2 separate regions of the Homo sapiens genome follow, and region 1 is linked to region 2. Evidence: chromatin contacts called from ENCODE Hi-C or POLR2A ChIA-PET data. All regions are on one chromosome and are shown on one strand. Each heading gives the region's core, a stretch centred on a gene start or an enhancer-like site at or near the end of the contact. The rest is flanking DNA. Distances are from core to core; before and after follow the strand shown. Region 1 has its middle 14 kb from the start of LINC01973. Region 2 has its middle 38 kb from the start of LINC01987.

What was found. Hi-C counts contacts between places; a loop is a spot of excess contacts on that map. ChIA-PET counts read pairs that join two places held with the same protein, here RNA polymerase II (POLR2A). Pooled maps may share reads with other maps.
Region 1: a pooled map shows a loop between it and region 2 (2.9-fold over the local background). The contact joins two enhancer-like sites. A Hi-C loop is called at or near these places in 1 of 50 pooled maps. POLR2A ChIA-PET finds 5 or more read pairs at or near these places in 4 of 52 experiments (SK-N-SH, WTC11 and activated T-cell).

The regions. Positions count from the first base shown.
Region 1 is chr17:77,868,430-77,871,129 of GRCh38, reverse strand. No RefSeq gene overlaps it. Among named protein-coding and RNA genes, the nearest start is that of LINC01973, 14 kb to the left of the region's middle. RefSeq lists an enhancer at 1,459-1,548. Within about 2 kb of position 1,334, at least 8 of the 41 ENCODE cell types and tissues checked have a DNase peak (open chromatin) inside an H3K27ac peak, as active enhancers do.
Region 2 is chr17:77,689,048-77,691,747 of GRCh38, reverse strand. No RefSeq gene overlaps it. Among named protein-coding and RNA genes, the nearest start is that of LINC01987, 38 kb to the left of the region's middle. RefSeq lists enhancers at 1-300, 301-1,180. Within about 2 kb of position 1,432, at least 4 of the 41 ENCODE cell types and tissues checked have a DNase peak (open chromatin) inside an H3K27ac peak, as active enhancers do.

The sequences.
Region 1 (2,700 bases), core at 85-2,584, 180 kb before region 2:
GTTTACAGGATCAGAAAATCCAATGCTGGATTTTCATTTGTAGTAGCGACATGAACTTGTCTTTTAAAAATCAATGTTATTATTATTATTTTTTTCTTTTGAGACAGAGTCTCCCTTTGTCACCTAGGCTGGAGGGCAGTGGCAGGATCTCAGCTCACTTCAACCTCCACCTCCCAGGTTCAAGTGATTCTTGTGGCTCAGCCTCCCAAGTAGCTGGGACTACAGGCGAGCACCACCACACCTGGCTAATTTTTGTATTTTTGGTAGAGACGGGGTTTGGCCGTATTAACCAGGCTGGTCTTGAACCCCTGACCTCAAGTGATCCACCTGCCTTGGCCTCCCAAAGTGCTGGGATTATAGGCCACCATACCCAGACTGAAAATAAACGTTACTTCAAAAGTGAGTAGGTTCATGGTCAGGAGGGGTGGCTCATACCTGTAATCCCAGCACTTTGGGAGACTGAGGTAGGCGGATTGCTTTTGAGCCCAGGAGTTTGAGACCAGCCTGGGGAACATGGTGAAACTTGTCTCTACAAAAAAAACAAAACAAAACAAAACAAAAACTAGGTGGGCATGGCGGTATGCACCTGTAGTCCCAGGTACTTTGGAGGCTGAGGTGGGAGGATCACTTGAGCTCAGAGGCAGAGGCTGCAGTGAGCCGTGATTGCACCACTGCACTCCAGCCTGGGTGACACAGCAAGACCCTGTCTCAAAAAATAAAAAGCCCTACATGGGTAGGTATTTTTGTCCATTTGGTTTACTACCTATGTCTAACGCCAGAGTGATGCCTGGCACATATATTAGGTCCTCAATAAAAATGTGTTGAATAAATGACTATACCTAATACATACACACACAATATTATACATCATAGTCCAGGGTGGGCACAACGCTGGCAAAAATCACCAAGCTGGAGGGCCAATGCCTGAGAAACCCAGCCCAGGGGCTGCCGGACAGATCCGAGGCGGACACCCAGCCTCACTGCTCGTTCACTCTGACTTTGGCCAATTTCTTACCTTCTCTACACCTCAGCTTCCTCATCTGAAAAACGGGGTTGCTGGGAGAGTGCAATGCGCTGTTGTGCAACACACTCAACGAAGCTCAGCTACTGTCATTATTACCATCCTCAGCCACTGCAGGGAGGACCACAGAGGGGAGCTAAATGCAAATAAGGGCTTGGGAGAGCCCTGTGATGCAGCTTTTTGGGGGAGGCTGGGCACCCCGGCCTGAGGCTGGCAGGGGTGTGGCTCTGTGTTCAGCACCCATGATGGGAAGTGACAGTGTCCTGCCTTTGCTCCGTGCTGTGCCGTTCACAAACTTGCTTTCACATCCCTTTTTCTCACCTGATCTGCCCACAGCCTGGCGGGGCCGGCAGAGCTAAAACTGTGAATTGCATTTGACGGGGGAGAACACCTGAGGTGGAGGAGAGGTTAAGGGGCTCGTCTGAGTTCACACAGCAGGTCAGTGCCGGAGCATGGATTGGTGAGTTGGGAATCACCATGGCCTCGTGGTCTCAAATAAAACATCCCTTTGCTTGTGTGTGGGTTTGTGAAGCTGCCTGCCCGGTAACCTCCCCTGGGCTAGGTCTGCAGAATGAGGTTCCACTGGGGCACTTCAGCTGCCTCATTCTGCAGAGTTCTTGCTCCGGATTCTGAAGCATCTGCAAAGGAGACACGTCGCCTGGGTCTTGAGAAGACAGAACTGTTTGCCCCACGCTGGGAACTACTGGGGAAGGGGAAGGGCACATGAGGCTTGGCCAGAGTGCCTGGAGGCTGGCTTAGGGCCAGCTGCATGATCCTTGCATGAAGGAGGAGGAACGGCCCTCTTCATATGCCATCACCTAAGGCCACCTCCCATCCTCTGCCTGGGACACTGGCTCCTGGAAAATGCTCTTTCCTCCTGGTGCCACAGCCCCAGCGAGCTCGACGCAGCTCCCCTTCCACAGACACAGAACTCTCCAAACTCCCAGTGGTTTGGGAAGAACAGCCACCACATCCCAAGCCCAGCACCACCTTTTGGGATGTGATATGTCAAAGTAGTAAGATGATGAAGTGTCCTGTGCCGGCCCATCAGAGCCTTAGCGACAGATATGGGCCCAGAGTGCCTTGGAGAGCCAGAGCCTCTGCAGTGACGTGGAATTTATTATACTTTCCATCCATCGCTTGGCAGCCTTCTCCCAGCTCTTTTCTCTTGAAAAATGGTTCCTGCCAATCTTGCTGTTTACTTAAGTGGTTATTAAGTATTTTTCCCGCTGCTGGTCTGGGTACTTCTTGATAAACATTATCTATTTAAGAAGAACTTTTAGGGAGAGCTCCACTCTGCCCCTACACACACACACACACACACACACACACACACACACACACACACACGTGTATGCACACACACGTATGTGCATACAGACGCACATGCGCGTGTACACACACACACACACACACACACACACACAGAGTCTGGGCATGAGAGTCCGGGTCCCAAAGCTTCCTCCCCAAGCCGGCTGGGGTCAGGCCACCACCGAATGTATCACTTGACCTGACGTGACAGCCTGGTTTCCTCTTCGCCCCTCTGGCCAGCCTCCTCTGGGCATTGGAGGTGGCTCCAGCTTTGAGCTGCACGCAGCTACCAGTTGTGCCTCCCAAGGCATCCCAGGGCCACTCTGCTAAGAGCATCTGCTTGGCTTTGCCCCGCAGCAGCGGTGAGG
Region 2 (2,700 bases), core at 183-2,682:
GGTCTGGGCAGCCCCAGCCCTGGTTCCCACGCTCTTCACCCCTCTCCATGCATCCGTCTTTTCCATGCCTCCTGCTGCCACCCTGGTCACACTCTCCTCTCTCTGACCTGGACTTCCAGCTGCCCTCCCTGCCATCTCTGCTCCCCCAGGCCACCCTCTGCATGGGGCAAGCCCAGTGAGGGACAATGAGCGTAAACATACGTGCCCTGGTGTTGATGATGCATAGAATTAGGAAGGGCGATGAAGATTCCTCTTCCAAGCGTGTCCCTTGAACAAGGAATTGCACCTCACCCTGGTCATGAATGTGTAGCAAGGCAATGGGTGCCAAGTCCCCTGGGATTCAGCTGCAACCCAGGCCAGCTGTGTGCCCTTGGGCAAGTCACGCCTCTCTCTGAGTCTCAGTTCCCCCTAGGACATTAAGGGGGATGAGTGTGGGGGCTTTCAGTAGCTTTGTTCAGTTTGCATCCTCTACATCTATGCCTTAGTTGTCTGCATTTTCCTGGCTCCAACCTGCTTCTAAGCGGGTATCTGGGAACAGAAAGAAAGAGGAGAGGAAGGAGGGGTCCTCACTCCTGATAAGCTGCAGTGGCAGCATCAGCCTTCAGGGCAAGGGGGCATCTGGCGGGGCAGTGGTCTCAGGAAGACATGAGGGGAAGCCCCCCCATCCGCCTGCATCCCATGGCTCCCCCGAGCTCTTGGCTCCTGGGCAGAGGGGTTTCCTGGCTGCTTTCTTGTGCCTTCCACCTTTGAGGATGAATTCTTTCTCCACCTTTAAGCACATTGACAAGATTAATGCCATAATCGGGAGGGGCTGCCATGGAGGCTCAGGGGTCTCTGAGCAATAACTCCTAATTCAGAAATTTATCTAGGGCAGCAAAGACAAGGGCACTCCCCACCAGGACCGGCCCTGCCGGGAAGGAGAGGAGCAGGTCTGCAGGCTCACCGCCCGCCGAAACATCCGCTTTGCACATGCCTAATTATAACTTGGGTTGCTACAAACGGAAATGGACTAAACCCATTAAATCTATTTTTTCTCCCGTGGTGGGAGGGAGTATGGATTTCTTAAAGATAGAGAATTTAAATTAAGCTTTAAAACTGTGACTGAGCGAGATTTAATACTGACAATTAGCCTGGACAAACAGTTAATCGTCCTGGCGGGGTAATTTATATACGTTCCATGTGCCCACGAGGCAGACAGCACACTGCACTGCAAATTAGTGCAAGGAAAGAGGCTTCGCTCCTCCTCGAGCTGCAGCCTGGGGGGGCGGGGGCTGTTTAGAGCTTCCCATCCCAGTGGCCTGACGTGGCAGGAGCAGGGTGGGCTGTCCCATTTTACGGGGTCTGCCTGGCAGACAGCCACCCAGATGTCTCAGACCCTGGTCCCTGGAATGGGAGTGGTCAGTGCAGCTGTTTCAGGGCTTGGAAAGGGAAAATCTTGCCTCTTCCTTCCAGGGAGGACATGGCGTAGTAGGCGGAGCTCAGAATTCTTGGAGGGTTTATTTTCTTTTATTTTTAAGTTTATTTTTATTTTTTATTTTTTCTCACTCTGTCTCCCAGGCTGGAGGGCAGTGGCATGATCTCAGCTCACTGCAGCCTCTGCCTCCTAGGTTCCAGCGATTCTCGTGCCTCATCCTCCCGAGTAGCTGAAACTACAGGTGCATGCCACCACACCCAGCTAATTTTTTGTGTTTTTAGTAGAGATGAGGTTTCGCTATGTTGTCCAGGCTGATCTTGAACTCCTGACCTCAAATGATCCGCCTGCCTCTGCCTCCCAAAGTGTTGGGATTACAGGCGTGAGCCACCATGCCTGGCCTTATTTATATTTTTAATTTTTCTGGGTACGTGGTTGGTGTGCATATTTGTGGGGTACATGAGATGTTTGATACAGGCATGCAATAGGAAATACACACGCCATGGAGAGTGGGGTATCCATCCCCTCAAGCATTTATCTTTTGAGTGACAAACAATCCAATGACACTCTTTAAGTTATTTTAAAATGTACAATTAAGTTATTGTTGGCTATAGTCACCCTATTGTGCTATCAAATAGTAGGTCTTATTCAATTTTTCTTTTTTCTTTTTTGGCACCCATTCTGGCTGCTCTGGCCCTGGAGACCTGAGTGGGCTGAGCACTCACTTCTCCACTCTGAATGTCAGTCTCCTTGTCTGTAAAATGGGCTGAATGAGCTTGGTGCTCACTTCTCCACTCTGAATGTCAGTCTCCTTGTCTGTAAAATGGGCTGAATGAGCTTGGTGCTCACTTCTCCACTCTGAATGTCAGTCTCCTTGTCTGTAAAATGGGCTGAATGAGCTTGGTGCTCACTTCTCCACTCTGAATGTCAGTCTCCTTGTCTGTAAAATGGGCTGAATGAGCTTGGTGCTCACTTCTCCACTCTGAATCTCAGTCTCCTTTTCTGCAAAATGGGAAGCACTTGCTCATCAGAGTTCTTGGGATGGGTTGGACGCCAGGTGGAAGCGTCTATCTCAGAGCCTCAATGGATCCTGTTTGCTCATCACCTGGTTCCTCCTAAATGGAGAGCTCCCTTATGCTCTCAGAAGCCCCATGTGCCTGGTCCTCAGAGAGTGCCCATGAATGGGGGCTAAACAACTGACTTTCAGTGTTTATAATAGCTGCTGTATGCTTCCCAGACAACAGCCTTCTCTACCTGGAATAGATGCGTCCATTCGTGGCAATGTGGCA